2 separate regions of the Homo sapiens genome follow, and region 1 is linked to region 2. A link is a loop called in an ENCODE intact Hi-C map of the cell type or tissue named here. Cell type or tissue: CD14-positive monocyte. All regions are shown on one strand.

Region 1 (8,000 bases), 390 kb after region 2:
ACTTAGTTGTGGAAAGGGAGAGTAGAAGATAAAAATGGAGATTTTCCTGTGCTACAGGCTTAGTCAAGCTTATGGTCTATTTAATGGTTATCAAAGGCAATTAAATAGTGTTGAGTGTTCTGCTTTTACCTACATTTCATTTTTCATGTACTTAGTTACAAATTGAACCCTCTTCTATTTTTTTCCTGCTCCTGTTTCTGTTTCATTTTAGTTTTCCTTTTCCCTGATTATCATTTAGGCATGTAAGTGACACCCAGTAGCATTGCTTTAATTCTGCTGGTGACAGTGCCAAAGCTTTACTATACTCTTTTTGTTGTCTGTTGCTTTTCTCTTGCTAATTTGCTTGACTAGATAACTAAGAATTCAGGTAAGCATTAGCTCTTTGTTCACTGAGAATAATACAACTTGCAAGATAATTAATTTGGATTGTTCTACATGTATTTCGTTTATTTCTCTTTACCTTGTTCATTTATTACGACATTTTGAATTATTTACATACCCATATTTCTTCTTTCTTTTATGGCTCAGCTCACTATGCTTTTTTTTAATACTGGTAGCTTCCTCAAGGTTGGAAAACAAGATCTGAATACTATAGAAAATAATAACTATTTTTCTGTGGTCATATTAAAGATATAATGGCTTTGGATTTTGGGGTGATTTTTCTACTGTCAGTTTAAAAAAAACTTGTCTATTTGCATTTGTGTGTTATTACTTCTAGTTAAGAGTATTTCCAAGGAAAGTTTCATGTTACTTATTTTGTTTCCATGTCTTTTTCCAAAAGAACTTATTTTTTATATTATAATAAATATCAGTGGAAAAGTAGGTTTCGTTATATAGAAATTAACTTTAGGCTGGGTGCAGTGGCTCAAGCCTATATTTGGGAGGCCGAGGCAGGAGGATTGCTTGAACTCAGGAGTTCGAAACTAGCGTGGGCAATGTAGCGAGACCTGGTCTCTACAAAAAAAAAAAAAAAAAGAAAAAAAAGAAAAGAAATAAAGGAAACCCCCTTTTTTTGTTTTTTTGTTTTTTTTTGAGATGAAGTCTTGCTCTGTCGCCCAGGCTGGAGTGCAATGGCACGATCTTGGCTCACTACAACCTCCGCCTCCCAGGTTCAAGCGATTCTCCTGCCTCAGCCTCCTGAGTAACTGGGATTACAGGCGTGTGCCACCATGCCTGGCTAATTTTTGTATGTTTAGTAGAGACAGGGCTTCATCATGTTGGCTAGGCTGGTCTCGAACTCCTGACCTCAAGTGATCCACCTGCCTCGGCCTCCCAAGTGCTGGGATTACAGGTGTGAGCCACCACTCCCGGCAAGAAATTCACTTTTTAGACCTGTTCAAGAATACATCTATTGCATAAAGTGGAAAAAGATTTGTACTGAAATCCTTGGCCTTTTTCCATCAGATTTTTAAAACAAAAAGTTGAATTTGTATTCAAGTCTATTTTAGTAGTATTTTGACTTTTGTATAATCTAGAGCATTATTTCTGTATCTCAGGAAGCTGAATATGGTGGGCATGATCAGATAGATTTGTATGACGATGTCATATCTCCATCTGCAAATAATGGAGATGCCCCAGAAGACCGAGATTACATGGATACTCTCCCACCAACTGTTGGTGATGATGTGGGTAAAGGAGCAGCACCAAATGTTGTCTATACATATACTGGAAAGAGAATTGCATTATATATTGGAAATCTAACATGGGTAAGTGAAGTTAATATAAGAATTAAATTATTGGTAATTGATTTTGAACTGCTCTAGTAATTAATGTTTTTCTCCAGATTTTTATAAGTTTGAAGTTACTGTGTTTTTCTATATGTGTTTGCTTGTCCAATGAGGAGGGAAATACAAATATCTTTGCAACATCGTTAATTCGAATTCTTCTAGTTTTGAGTTTTGTGGTCATTCAACTTTTCTTGGTGGAGATACTAGTTAAATATAGTTAAATTAGTTTTGTCTTCAGTTACCTTTTTTATGCTACCACTTTACCTTGCTTCCGATAGCCCAGTTTCACTAAAAATAATGCTCACATGGGGTCTCAAACCAGGATTCAAGTGTAAAAGGAAAGAGACATAGTATCACTCCTGGTTTAAAAATAGTGTCCATTATTTAATTTGTGTTACAAATTTGAGTTTTATTTCTGCCCTTAAATTTGAAATCTGATTTATAGAAGCACTTCTGTGCGTATTATATTTTAATTTGGGTTGTCATGAGACTAAGATTATTGATTTAGAGCTTCATTAAATGCACATATGTATATTTATTTTTTATTAATATTACATCTTAAGTATCATTAAAATAGTCCTATAGAATGTTTGTATTTCTACTTAGTTATATGTATACTTGAAAGTTAAAAACTTGTATATGCAAAAATCAATAAAACTTGGCACCCTTGCATTTCCTTAATAACACTGTATTTTTAAACGTTTTATTTACATTTCTTTTTTTCAGGGGGAGACAGAATTTGCAAAACTCTGTCACCCAGGCTGGAGTGCAGTGGTGTAATCATAGCTCACTGAAGCCTCAAACTCCTGGGCTGAAGTGATTCTCCTGTGTCAGCCTCCAAGTAGCTAGGACCACAGGCATGTGTCACTCTGCCTGGCTAATTAAAAACAAAACAAACACTTTTGTAGAGCTGACTTCTTGCTATATTGCTTCAGGCTGGCCTCAAATTCCTGGCCTCAAGTGATCCTCCTAACCAAGCTCTCAAAGTGCTAGGATTATGGTGCCCAGCCTATTTACATTTCTTTTAAAACTAAATGTAACAGATCTCCCACCACCCAGTCTGAGTATTCTATAAAATTGGAGACAGTAGCAGTGTAGTTATGAAAGTATGGTTGCTAAGTAAGTATTTGGATCTTAGCTCCACCATCTATTATTAGTTTTGTGACCTTGTTAAAGAGTTAAAGCTCTTTAACTTCTATTGTATCATGTGTAAAATGGGTATAATAATAGTGCTTATATGGTTGTTATAAGAGTTAGTTGATACATAAAGTATATGGTAGATATTAAATACATGTTAGTTTTTTCTTATCTGCATTTTAATTCAAAAACAAGATGAAATTCAAAATACTTTCCTTTAATGGGAGGAAGTGAAATTGGTTTTATTCACAATTTAAAATCATAGCAGTTTAAAGCTGTAAGGGACCAGAAACTCTTGAGAGTCAAATCTTATTGTAACCCCAAGGGTATATACCTTCTAGTTTCTGAAATACTTATCAGGGAATGAAGTTAGGTTCCCAGATGGTTTTTGTGCTGTTTAAAAATTGGAGTCTGACTGGCCATAACTAGACTTAGATTTGCACTCAGCATTTATTTTCTCTTTTATGTCTCAAATTTCCCCTTAAAAACTAGACTGGGATAATAAAAATCTTGGTTTTATTTTAATGGTTAATGAGGGGGAAAATATCTTGCAGTGGACAACAGATGAAGACTTAACTGAAGCAGTTCATTCTTTGGGAGTAAATGATATTTTGGAGATAAAATTTTTTGAAAATCGGGCAAATGGCCAGTCAAAGGGGTAAGTTTTTTTTTTCTTTCTTTTTGATTTAGTAGCTAGTGATACAGTTTTTACAAGTTAACTTTCCTTTAAGTTAATGTTAATTACACATGTATACACATGTATACAAACAACACATGATTGTTTACATTGGAAGGAGGTTCTTGGGCAAAGATTGATACTTTTCATTTTACGTACCCTATTACCTAACACACTAAAACCAGTAGAGTGGAAATGTGGACAGATTTATTTTCTATTTTTCCCAAGTTTTCTCTATCTGTGGTTGAAATGGTTGTTGAAATGACAGTTTAAGAACCATTACTCTCCCTGTGATTAAGAGATGGGAGAAGATGGGCAACTGAATAATGTGTTACATGGATATTTTGCTTTATTTCACTACTAAACTATACAAGTGGGATAGCCTCAGCATGAGAACATTATAAATACAGATATCTAAAAGTAAGAAAATAAAATACCACTGTCCTACCATTCATTGATGTTTACTTTTAACATTTTAGTGAAGATTCTTTTGGGCTTTTTCCTAAAAATAAATAAATAAATAAATAATGGAATTATAATTCATGTGTTTTATATGTTTGATATAAGGAATAAAAATAAATACACATCCTCTCTAATGTCTAATTCTTTTGCATCATACCTGGTATGCTACTGTAATTTACCTTTCTTATTTTTGGTTATCGTGGTGGTTTCCACTTTTGCCTATTGTAAATAATGTTGCAGCAGACATCATTTTATATAAGTCTTTTGGTACAGATTTTGGATTTTCTTTTAAGGATAAATTGTTAGATGCACAATGATAAAGAATTTTCTTATTTCTTATATTGCTTACTTATCTTAGAAGATTATACCAATTTATACTAAACTGAGAATATTTTCAAAATATATGCAGAGTCTGAATACTTCTCACTAACTTTACTTATACCACTTGGTCAAAGCCACTATCATCTCTCACTTAAACTTTGGCAGTAGCTTCCTAACTGGAAGTATAGACTGCCCCCTACAGTCTGTACTCCACATAACAGAAGTTCTAAAAAAAAAATGACATTCTGCTCAATCTTCTCATGGTTTCCTGTCTGTCTCATTCTTTACCATTGTCTACAAGGTACTTTCTGGTCTGTTTTCCCACCACCTTTCTAACCCTATCCTACCACTCTTTTTCAGCCACATTAGTCTCTTTGCTGTTGGCCAGACCAATTCCTACCTAGGACCTTTAGCTGTTTTCTCTTCTTGGTTTACTTTTCCCCCTCAAATATCCACATGGCTTACTCTTTGACTTCATTCAGGACTCAAACTGTTTAAGAGTTTTCTTCCATGACCATCTTGTGCAAAGTAGCACCTTCCTATCCTGTTTCCTTTATTTCTGCTCTGATATATTTTACTCGTTTGTTGTCTCCTCTTCCAAGCCTTTAAGCTTAATGAGAACAGAGATTTTGTTTTGTTCTCTATTACTTCTCCAGCTCTAGAATGGTACCTTGCGTATAAGAAGTGGTGCTTAATAAATATTTGTTAAATTAATTTAGTTTTTTCTAAATGTTGTGACCCAAGATAATCCTGGTGCAAACAGCAGAACTTGTTGACTAAAATAAGAAGGATAATTTAAAAGATCATATTGAACATTAGGGGGAAAAGAGCTTAAGCTTCTTAAGCTACTAAGACCCTCCCTCCCTCAAATAATTTAGAATATCCTGTAACTATACGAATTGGTAATCATTCTGATTATTTTAAATTTGTTTTTCTTTTTGAGGTATAATTCATATGCCATAAAATGCAGGCTTTTAAATGTACAATTCAATGATAATTTATTATATTTATGAAGTTTAGCAACCATTACCACTGTCTCATTCCAGAACATTTCATCACTCCAAGAAGGAACCTTGTACCTGGTTAGCAGTCACTCCCATTTCCTCTCTTCCTATCTGCTGGCAACTGCTAACGTGCTCTGGATATGCCTGTTCTGGACATTTCATCTAAATGGAATCATAAAATACGTAGTCCTATGTGACTGGCTTTTTTCCTTAGCATAATGATTTTAAGGTTCATCCATGTTGAAGCATGCATCAGCATTTCTTTTTATGGCTGAGTAATATTCCACTACATGGATATAGCACTTTTTTCTTTTAATCTATCAGTCGATGGACGTCTAGGTTATTTCCACTTTTGGCTATTAAGGAAAATGCCCCTGTGAATATTTGTGTACCCATTTTGTGTGAACATGTATTTTCAGTTCTGTTGGATGTGTACCTAGGAATGGAATTACTGGGTTAATATAGTAACTCTATGTTTAAATGTTTGAGGAATTACCAGATTATTTGCCAGAGGCATTGTGCCATTTTATTAATACGTGCTCATCAGCAATGTGCAATGGTTCCAGTTTCTCCACATATTTATTTATTTATTTATTTATTGAGACAGAGTCTCACTCTGTCACCCAGGCTGGAGTGCAGTGGCGCAATCTTGGCTCATTGCAACTTCTGCCTCCCAGGTTCAAGCGATTCTCCTGTCTCAGCCTCCCAGCGTGGGACTACAGGCACACGCCACCATGCCTGGCTAATTTTTGAATTTTTAGTAGAGACGGGGTTTCACCATGTTGGTCAGGCTGGTCTTGAACTCCTGACCTCATGATCCTCCTGCCTTGGCCTCCCAAAGTGCTGAGATTATAGGCGTGAGCCACTGCACCCGGCCTCTCCACATCTTTAATACTTGTCTTTTTGATTATAGCCACCCTAGTGGGTATGGGGTGGTATCTTGTGGTTTTGATTTGCACTTCCCCAATAGTTAATGATATTGTACATCTTTTTATTGTAGCAAAAAGTGGAAGCAACCCAAATGTCCATGAACTGATGGATACATTTCTTTTAATGTTGTATATTTATAATGGAAAATTATTCACCCATAAAAGTAAGTGGTGATGCATGCTGTAACAGTGGATGAAGCTTGAAAACATGCTAGTTAAAGAAGGCTGGTCACAAGGGACCTCCTATTGTATGATTCCATTTAGATGAAATGTCTAGGATAGGCCAGTCCAGAGACAGAAATTAGGTTTAGTGGTTCCATAGGGTACAGGGATGGGAAGGAATGGGAGCGATGGCTAATGGATATGGAGTTTCTTTTTGGGGTGATGAAAATGTTTTAAAATTGATTATGGTGGTGGTTATAACACTGTGAAATACTAAAAACCACTGAATTATATATTTTGAATGACTGAATTCTATGGTATGTTATACAAGATGAACAAAAATGTGTACTCGTATAGTTAAGAAATATTTTTAGTTTTTAAAATTATTTATTTTTAGAGACAGGATCTCACTGTGTTGCCCAGGCTGGAGTGCAGTAGTGTGATTATAGGTTACTGTAGCCTCAAACTCCTGGGCTCAAGCAATCCTCGTGCCTCAACCTTCTAAGCAGCTGGGATTACAGGCATGAGCCACTGTGCCCAGCTGTTGTTTTAGATAAAAGCAGATTAAGACCTTTTTACAGAAGAATAACAGTAATAATATTGATCTCTTTTTACTTTGTATCCTCACCCCTTAAACACTTTTTAGGTTTGCCCTTGTTGGTGTTGGATCTGAAGCATCTTCAAAAAAGTTAATGGATCTGTTACCTAAAAGAGAACTTCATGGTCAGAATCCTGTTGTAACTCCATGCAATAAACAGTTCCTGAGTCAATTTGAAATGCAGTCCAGGAAAAGTAAGCAGTCCTCAGAGGCTTTTATTAAAATATGTACATTTTAACCAGTGCATTTGTTAGGTGTTATACTAGAGAAGTCATCTTAATACTAGCTCACTAGGAACTCCATTTCACAAAGTCCATGCTTTGAATTAGATTTAATCACTGGTTATGACTGTGGGCCTGTGTACGAGAAACCTACTCCTGTTCCATTTTTCTCCAGATGTAACAGACCCAATACTATACAACAATGTGCAAGTTCTATAGCCCTGCCATTCTTGTCCTATTATTTCCATCTTAGATACAGAAAGAAACTACATTCTAATTCTTAGATTAAAGGAGAGCTATGTGGATGTGTATTATGGTGGGGGAGAGATCACTGATAACCAGAAAATGTTCATTGATTTTTCTGCTTGGCAACAAGACCTTTCACCACTTGGTAAACTGAATATAGAAAAGATTTGTCATTATACATTTAAGTACATTATCTTTAAAGAGATGAGATGGATGATTATGTAATTAACAGAAATTCAAGTGGTTCCTTTTCTTTTAATGTTTTAGCACTTAAGACTTAACTGAAGAAGTGTGTTACAAAATTTAAATGATGTAATACTGAAATTAAGATATCTGTTGAAGAATTTCGGTCTTGGCTGCTGCAGAGTGCTGGTATTTTGAAAGTAACTCACGATTACCTATGGAAAATATATTTAAACCTGGATATTTTGAGTCTTTAAAAGTACCCAAATAGATGTGAATGTTTTCCTAAACCATACTTTCTTATGTAGTTTGCATAGGCACAAGGCATTTGCAA
Region 2 (8,000 bases):
AAAAGCCATTTATATTTTAAGACCTTTCTTATTTTAGATCCTACGTGTCACATCTAGTTTGTTTACTCCAGCGTCAAATCATATTACCTTAAGGTGAAGCTGCCTAAGTCCCCAATAACATAAATGAGAATGAAGAGCTACAATAGTAAGATGATCTTGAACTCTCCCCAAACAGTTATGCTCAATAATTATTTATTAGGGCAGAAAAATACGAGGCACACGTAACAGTTTCCCCCAGAAACGGTTAAAGTGAAAAATAAAAATTTTGGCATTTAGCAAAACAATGTTTATCTTGAACTTCAACAAACTTCTATCTGACCTAGGTTGCCTTTTATTATACTTTCTGTCCTATTTAGTTCCTGACTCTTCATTTTTTGTCTCCTGAGGAGGAAAATGCCACATTTCCTTCTCCCTTTCTCTATACAACTGTGTAAACTTCTATTTTCACTTCGTGTGTTCCTCTTTGCCCTCTCTTTTTTAAACACAGTTCCATTTATATTTATTCCTACTGCTTGATACATATCCTTTTGATGTTTAGGTAGTACCCAATCATAAATTGGTAATAATTTGGTAACCTGATTACGCATTTATTCCTTGGGTTTCAGTGGCATTATTTTGTTTTATTTAATTAATTAATTAACTTTTTGTAGAGATGGGGTTTCACCATGTTGCCCAGGCTTGTCTTGAACTCCTGGGCTCAAGCAATCCACCTGCCTAAGCTTCCCAAAGTGCTGGGATTACAGGTGTGAGGCACCACACTCAGCTTCAATGGCATTATTTTGAAGAGCTATTTACACTGTGCCCCCCTTAGGAGGTCCTTTGATATGTGATAAATATAGCGTGTACCCATCATCATAGCTTGGTGTGACAGAAAGAACCTAGTCAGGTTTTGATTTGAATTCTAGTTCTCAAGTCACTGAACATTCCCAAGCCTCAATTTTATCACCTATGAAATGGGGATAATATACCACCACCCAGGATGGTTGTGAAGATTAAATGTAAGTAACACAGAACAGGAGGATCAACAAACATTAATTCTTGCTTTCCTTTCTTCTTCTTTTTTTTTTTTTAGACAGGGTCTTGCTCTGTCACCCAGGCTGGAGTGCAGTGGTGTGATCAGGGCTTACTGCAGCCTTGACTTCCCATGCTCAAGCAGTCCTCCCACCTCAGCCTCCCAAGTAGGTGGGACTACAGGCACACACCACCACACCTGGCTAATTTTTGTATTTTTTTGTAGAGGTGGGGTTTCGCCATGTTGCACAGGCTAGTCTTGAACTCCTGAGCTCACATGATCTACCTTGGCCTCCCAAAGTGCTGGAGTGCAGGGATTATAGGTGTGAGCCACCAGGCCTGGCTTTCTTTCCTTTCCTCTTATTTGGATTAAGAAAAACTATGTGGTGTGGCGGGGGGAGAATATATTAGATGAATTTCTGGAGTCTTAATTCAACTTTGTTCCACAAAGCAGGAATATGTGAGGGAAGAAGCTATGCATATTATTTCCTTTTCCAGGGCTCTGAGCTAGTTTACAGTCTTCATGCCACTTAGAAAATCCATGCGTTTCAGCAAGGTAACTTGTGCTGGATGGTGTTGTGTCTGTTGGCATCTTTTGTATTTTTTGTTGACTTCCCCAAAACCAACCAAATCGAAGAAAATCAAGTGCATAAAAAATGAAGCAGAGCTATCATTGAAACTGACATTACACAATTTTTTGTTTTTTTTTTTGAGATGGAATTTTGCTGTTGTTGCCCAGGCTGCAATGGCGCGATCTCAGCTCACTGCAACCTCTGCCTCCCGGGTTCAAGCAATCTCCTGCCTCAGCCTCCTAAGTAGCTGGGATTACAGGCACGCACCATCACGCCCATCTTATTTTGTATTTTTAGTAGAGACAGGGTTTCTCCATGTTGGTCAGGCTGGTCTTGAACTCCTGACCTCAAATGATCCGCCCGCCTCAGCCTCCCAAAGTGCTGGGATTACAGGCGTGAGCCATCGCGCCCGGCTAACATTACACCATTCTTTAACATTGGAGATAATGATGAAATAGAATTCAGGGTACTAGTAATGAGTAGTTGGCAGAAGACACCAAAAAAAAAAAAAAAAAAAAAAAAAAGTCATGGTACCCTTTAAAAAAAGGCAGCAAATTTCTTCTTGGCTAGAAGCAGTTACACTTTAATAGAACAGATTTGACTTTTTTGACAGTCACATGACAGTGATTTTGGATGGCCTCAGGGACTTGAACAACACCTACGTATCAGTGTGTGCTGCAGCTGAATCAAGGCTCCAGTCAACCTGCGGTCTGCCTACCCTCAAAGATAGAAAAAGGAAGAACAATTTGCATTTGAAGAAATGTCTGAAAATCTTCATATTCCAGTTTGACCCTCATTCGTCATCCCCTAATAACCCAAAGATTCACTTTCTTTTTTTTTAAATTGAAGTCTCCCTCTGTTGCCCAGGCTGGAGTGCAGTGGCACCAGTTCGGCTCACTGCAACTTTCATCTCCCGGGTTCAAGCGATTCTCCTGCCTCAGCACCCCAAGTAGCTGGGATTACAGGTGCCCACCACCACACCTGGCTAATTTTTGTATTTTTAGTAGAGATGGGTTTCACCACGTTGGCCAGGCTGGTCTCGAACTCCTGATCTCAAGTGATCCGCCCACCTTGGCCTCCCAAAGTGCTGGGATTACAGGCCCAAAGACTCACTTTCATATGACTCTTACCTAAACCTAAAGATGGTTCTTCCAGCTATGGAAGCCTGGGGTATGCGAATATCACTGTTACTGGGCAAACACAGACCATGCTTATGTATGGAATTTATATTCAAAGGAAAACCCCTCCCACCAGCCAAATAAAAGCGTGCTTTAGCTTGTATATGTCTTTACAATATTTTGTCTACATACCACCAAACCTTTTACTTAAGAGGGAAGTAATTGTTTTACCAGAAAATGTGATTTATTTCTATATGCTGAAGTTGAAACATTGAAAAAAAGACTGGTAGACCCTAAGAGACGCAGAGAGAGCCAACACTATATTAAAAAAAAAAAAAGGAAAATTTGAAAAATGCTCAGATACAATACAAATGAGAAGACATAAAATCTGAGATATAAATTCTGTGGCCAGATGGGGAGATACATGGGAGAAATGTAAAGCTCTTTTTCCCTTGGAAATGGATTAGAGCTTCATGAATGAAAAGTCTTGGCTGGGCAAGCACTAGAATTCTGCATCTGTTGGCCACAATTTAGAGTCGGAGCTGGGACAGTACTTAGGAGACTGCTTGTTTGTGCCCATGTCCCCACCGCATGGTCACAGTTGCCTCCTATTTTGGATGTGATAACAGATCCACATCTGTGGCTCACAGGCTTCTGGAACTCAGCACATACCAGATTCTTTTATGCCCAGGTTGCTTAGGTTTCTGGATGCTGTGAGCCATTCCCTTGCTCTCTAGGTTCAGATCTGCTTTGAGGAGTCCAGGGGAAAGACAGGGCCGCAGCAGGCAGGTAACACCGTGTCTGGCTCATCTTTGCTTCTCCTCAGAGACCGGGACAAGCAAGACATTTTAAGCCTCTAGAATTCAGACTTGCCCTCCTTTGCTACTTTGGTTTTAATGTCTGCCGACACCCTCATCTCAACTTGAACCTAGTAAATCATCCTCTAAGCAGGACAACACAGCACCAAGGGGCCCGAGTTTCAGTTGAGGTCTGCAGTGAGTTCTAATTGAAGGAATAACACCACTGAAGCCTTAGAACAGGCTGGTGGGAGGCAAGGCTGATGCTATTACTCTCAACTTTCTGTTGACTACACTGAGATTCAGACAAGTGCTTGCTCAAGATTGCAAACATCGCCAGATGACAAAACAGCTTGGGCTCTACCTAAGCCTCTACCCTCTTGGCAAGGCCCTTCCACTAAAGCAGAAGGCCTTTCCTTCCCAGACAAGGTGGCTCAGAGACTTCCAGATGGGTCAAAACCTCAGAAACTCAGAAGCATCCTAGCAATTGGTAAAATGGAACCAGTAAATGCAATGCAGTTTGACGAATATCAATAATGTCTTTAAACCAGAGCAATACCAATAAAGGGGTGTTTGCTGCCATTCTTCACAAACAAAATATTCATTAGTTTCTTATTGGGCACTAGTAGGGAGAGAACCTTTCTATTAAGTAGTAATAACCACACTGTATTGGTATTTTGAAATATGGTTTCATTATTAAACCATGTTATGCATCTGTCTTAAACCACAAGGGGGCAGGGTTGATGTGCCAATATATGTATTTTTTGAGTGAGTTGTTTGCATCTGATTATAGAGACAGGCAGATACACATTCTTTATAAAACCTAATGCAAATGGGCTGGGCATGGTGGCTCATGCCTGTAATCCCAGCACTCTGGGAGGCCGAGGCCGGCGGATCACCTGAGGTCAGGAGTTCAAGACCAGCCTGGGCAATATGGTGAAACCCTGTCTCTACAAAAATACAAAATTAGCCGGGCATGATGGTGGGTGTCTGTAATTCCAGCAAATTGGGAGGCTGAGTGGGAGAATCACATGAACCTGGGAGGCGGAGGTTACAGTGAGCCGAGATCATCACACCATTGCACTCCAGCCTAGATGACAGAGCGAGACTCCGTCTCAAAAACAAAAAAACAAAACCTAGTGCAAATGGACTGGTAAGCCTTCCAAATTATTAAAAATAATAATAGGTATACTGCAATTTATATTGCCCTTTCCCTGGCAATATTACATCAACATGATACTTCAAAGCCCACCTTAATTCAGTGCTTGGTAAATAATCTTTACAGCTAGATTGAGGTTCTGAAAATAGTAGTGCAGTTACACAGAGCATATTTGATGTTCACTTGCACGCCCATACCCATGTTGATACTGGTGAAGAATGAATTTCAGAAAAGGATAGGCAGAGCCAGTCACGGTGGCTCACACCTGGGATCCCAGCACTTTGGGAGGCTGAGGCAGAAGGATCGCTTGAGCCCAGGAGTTTGGGACTCACCTGGACAACATAGCAAGATTCTGTCTCTATATAAAATTGTTTAAAAAATTAGCTGGATGTGGTGCTGTGCACCTGTAGTCCTACTTACTTGGGACACTGAGGCAGAAGGATCACTTGAGCCCAGGAGTTCAAGGTACAGTGGGCAATGACTGTGCCACTGTACTCCAGCCTGGGTGACAGAGTGAGACCCTGTCTCTAAAATGATGATAATGATAATAATAGTAATAGATTAACAAACTAAAGGATCAATAGAGGTAGAAATATAATAGAAATGTTAGACTAATACATGACATGCCTCATGAGGAAAATCTAGTGGAGAAAGAATTACCAGAATACTAAGCAAGAGAGAACCCAAGACAACGTTTGATGACATAATGAAGAAGGTGAAAGTCCCAATAATAAGTTTATAATCTTTATTAAGATGCTGGTGAGAAAGAACGATATTTCATAACATCCCCTATCACAGGGAGTCAACCTAGTCCATGAACGACTCAGCCAGTTAGACATAGCCCTGTGAGTTTACCAGTAATCTTTGTGTACTTCTCTTCAGGTCAGGGCATGGAGGCTGGGGATACAGGTATGAAAGAGGGCAGGGGCATCCCTTTTAGGGATGTGTGCCGAGGAAGGGTCCTAATCATCCTTGCACTCAGCCCTCTGGCCCTGTGCTACCTTCCCTCATCCTTCTCCATCTTCTTTGTAGCAGGAGGAAAGCTTTGCTGTGAATCATGCAGAAAATTCCGGGAATTATGCAGTTATGCAGTAGGCCCATGCAGCAAACCTTTTCAACACCCACACACACCCACACACACACACACTCACACTCTCTCTCTCTCTCTCTCCATGTGGTATCATAGCTATTATGCCAATTCCTGATATGTTTCTCTCCCCAAGCCATTCTGAATGGAGAAAGATAACTTCACCTCTGTAAATATAGAAGAGCCTTCCACACCTTGCCCAAAGAGACACCACCTGGTTAATAAACTTGAACTGTACAAGATTCCATCATCATCTCTAGCAGTGTGTTTCTCTAGTGCAATGGCTTTCTAAGTATAGCCGCTGGACCAGCAGCATCAGCATCACGTGGTAAGGTGGTCCAAACAGAAACTCCGGGTTGGGGCCTGGCAATCTGTTTTAGCAAGCGCTCCCGGTGAGTCCACTGCACGTTTGAAAGCTATCACTCTCTGCCACATTTAGTCTGTCTATCTGTGATAAGGGCCAGCCAGCCTTCAGCAAACAGGCTGGCAAGATTTCTAGCACCAGGACATCTGGCAGAGTTCGGAGGTGAGAGGGGTTGAAGGTAATGGTGCTAGCTCACCACCCCAATTCTGGAAAAAATGCAAAGTGGTATGTCCAGTGTTCTCAGGGTCCTTGGTACTGCGTGGTGAGTGACAAGCAAACATAGTATTTTTCTAAATGGGAGATGATGTAACAGAGTAGCAGCCTATTTTCCTGATATTTTGCCAGATTTCTAGATCATTCAACATGTAAAATTAGGGGGACTCTGGATGTTTGTTTGTTTGTTTGTTTGTTTTTGAGATGGAGTCTTACTCTGTCACCCAGTCTGGAGTACATTGGCACCATCTTGGCTCCTTGGCGGAGGGAGCAACTTCTGCCTCCCGGGTTCAAGTGATTCTCCTGCCTCAGCCTCCCAAGTAACTGGGACTACAGGCGTGTGCCACCACGCCTGGCTAATTTTTGTATTTTCAGTAGAGATGAGGTTTCGCCTTGTTGGCCAGGCTGGTCTCGAACTCCTGACCTCAGGTGATACACCTGCCTCGGCCTCCCAAAGTGCTGGGATTACAGGCATGAGCCACCACGACCACCTGGTACTCTGGATTTTTATACCCTCATATTAAAGGAACATGCATCATGCTTCCTTTTCTATGAATGAGTGGGCACTGCATTTCTCACACACTGCAGATACTCATGCAGAGAGAATTCTTAACCATCAGATCTGGCACTGAAATGAGGCTATAACTACAAAGCATAAATAAAGGCTTGCGTTTAGTCAACCCAGAGGTCTTGCCAGATGCTCTATTTTGTATTAATAGGGAATTAATAAGAAAATTTTACAAACCTAGGTGCACCTGCTTTATATATTCAATTAATGAGGCTTTGTTATTATTCCAAAAGGATGGAAGCTTCTCCTCACGAGGATATTTACAGCATGACAGCTCCAACGTAATTTCAAAACACTGGGCCCAGATGTAGTTGTAATCTTGCATTCCACCTAAACACAAGCATATTTAATTTTTGTTAGGGTCTAAAATTGGAGTGGAGCCAAGTATCACGTGCCTCGGGGACAAATGAATCAGACAGCTACATGTAAACAGGAAAAAATGAATTTGACATATTAGCTTGTAAAATCAGGGCTTGACATTCTATTACCCAGGCGTGACTAGACAATCCTAAATATTCCCATATGGGTAACTGGATCAGAGCTGACTGAAGTTCAACTGTGCATCAAAATTAAGTGACGGGTGAAGGAAGGGTCCTTTTTTGTTTTTATTTTTTGAAATCCTACATTACAAAAATGATTCTTTGAATTTCATTTCTTTCTTAAATTACATTTTACATGGATATAAGCTAGAATAAGATTCCTTTAAAATATTTCTACAAATCATTTATAAATACACTTACTAAGCAAAGCTAAGCATGCTAATTTGGGGGAATCATGGGCCAACATTCACTATTGCCAGGTACCATATGAAGTGCTTTGTATCAGCTCATTTAATCCTCACAGCAATTGCCCCTACTTTACAGATGAGGAAACATGATCACAGATGTTAAAGAAAAGTGCTCAGGGGTTTTGGCCAGTAAATGACAGACACTGGAGTGCAGGCCACCTTCCGCCAGCACCTGTGGGCTTCCCCAATATGCCAGAGTGCTCCTGGGGATCAAAGAAAGAGTGCTGCACTGCCTCTCAGAGGTGAACGGCCCGGCCCCCTGTGGAGCCCAGGCTGCCACTGCTCATGCTGACTTTCCAGTTCTCTCCTCTGGTCCCTTACTTT

Evidence for each region. Peaks named below come from ENCODE experiments on the same cell type or tissue, not always from the same donor. Only the 100,000 strongest peaks of a DNase experiment are listed, where the experiment ranks them.
Region 1: it touches region 2 in a loop (7-fold over the local background); 13 of 110 quality-filtered maps call a loop at or near these places.

What each region holds. Positions count from the first base shown.
Region 1 is chr12:69,249,633-69,257,632 of GRCh38, forward strand. CPSF6 (cleavage and polyadenylation specific factor 6) reads left to right here. Exons shown (of 10, transcript NM_007007.3): 2 at 1,497-1,706; 3 at 3,419-3,522; 4 at 7,065-7,210. Among named protein-coding and RNA genes, the nearest start is that of CPSF6, 14 kb to the left of the region's middle. RefSeq lists a silencer at 3,143-3,343 and an enhancer at 4,419-4,468. In CD14-positive monocyte, CTCF peaks have their summits at 4,550 (motif pointing left) and 4,750; a DNase peak (open chromatin) is centred at 4,519; H3K27ac peaks cover 3,555 bases.
Region 2 is chr12:68,859,830-68,867,829 of GRCh38, forward strand. It overlaps CPM (carboxypeptidase M), which reads right to left. Exons shown (of 9, transcript NM_198320.5): 7 at 7,067-7,219. Among named protein-coding and RNA genes, the nearest start is that of MDM2, 56 kb to the left of the region's middle. In CD14-positive monocyte, CTCF peaks have their summits at 4,241 (motif pointing right) and 4,440; a DNase peak (open chromatin) is centred at 4,242; H3K27ac peaks cover 700 bases.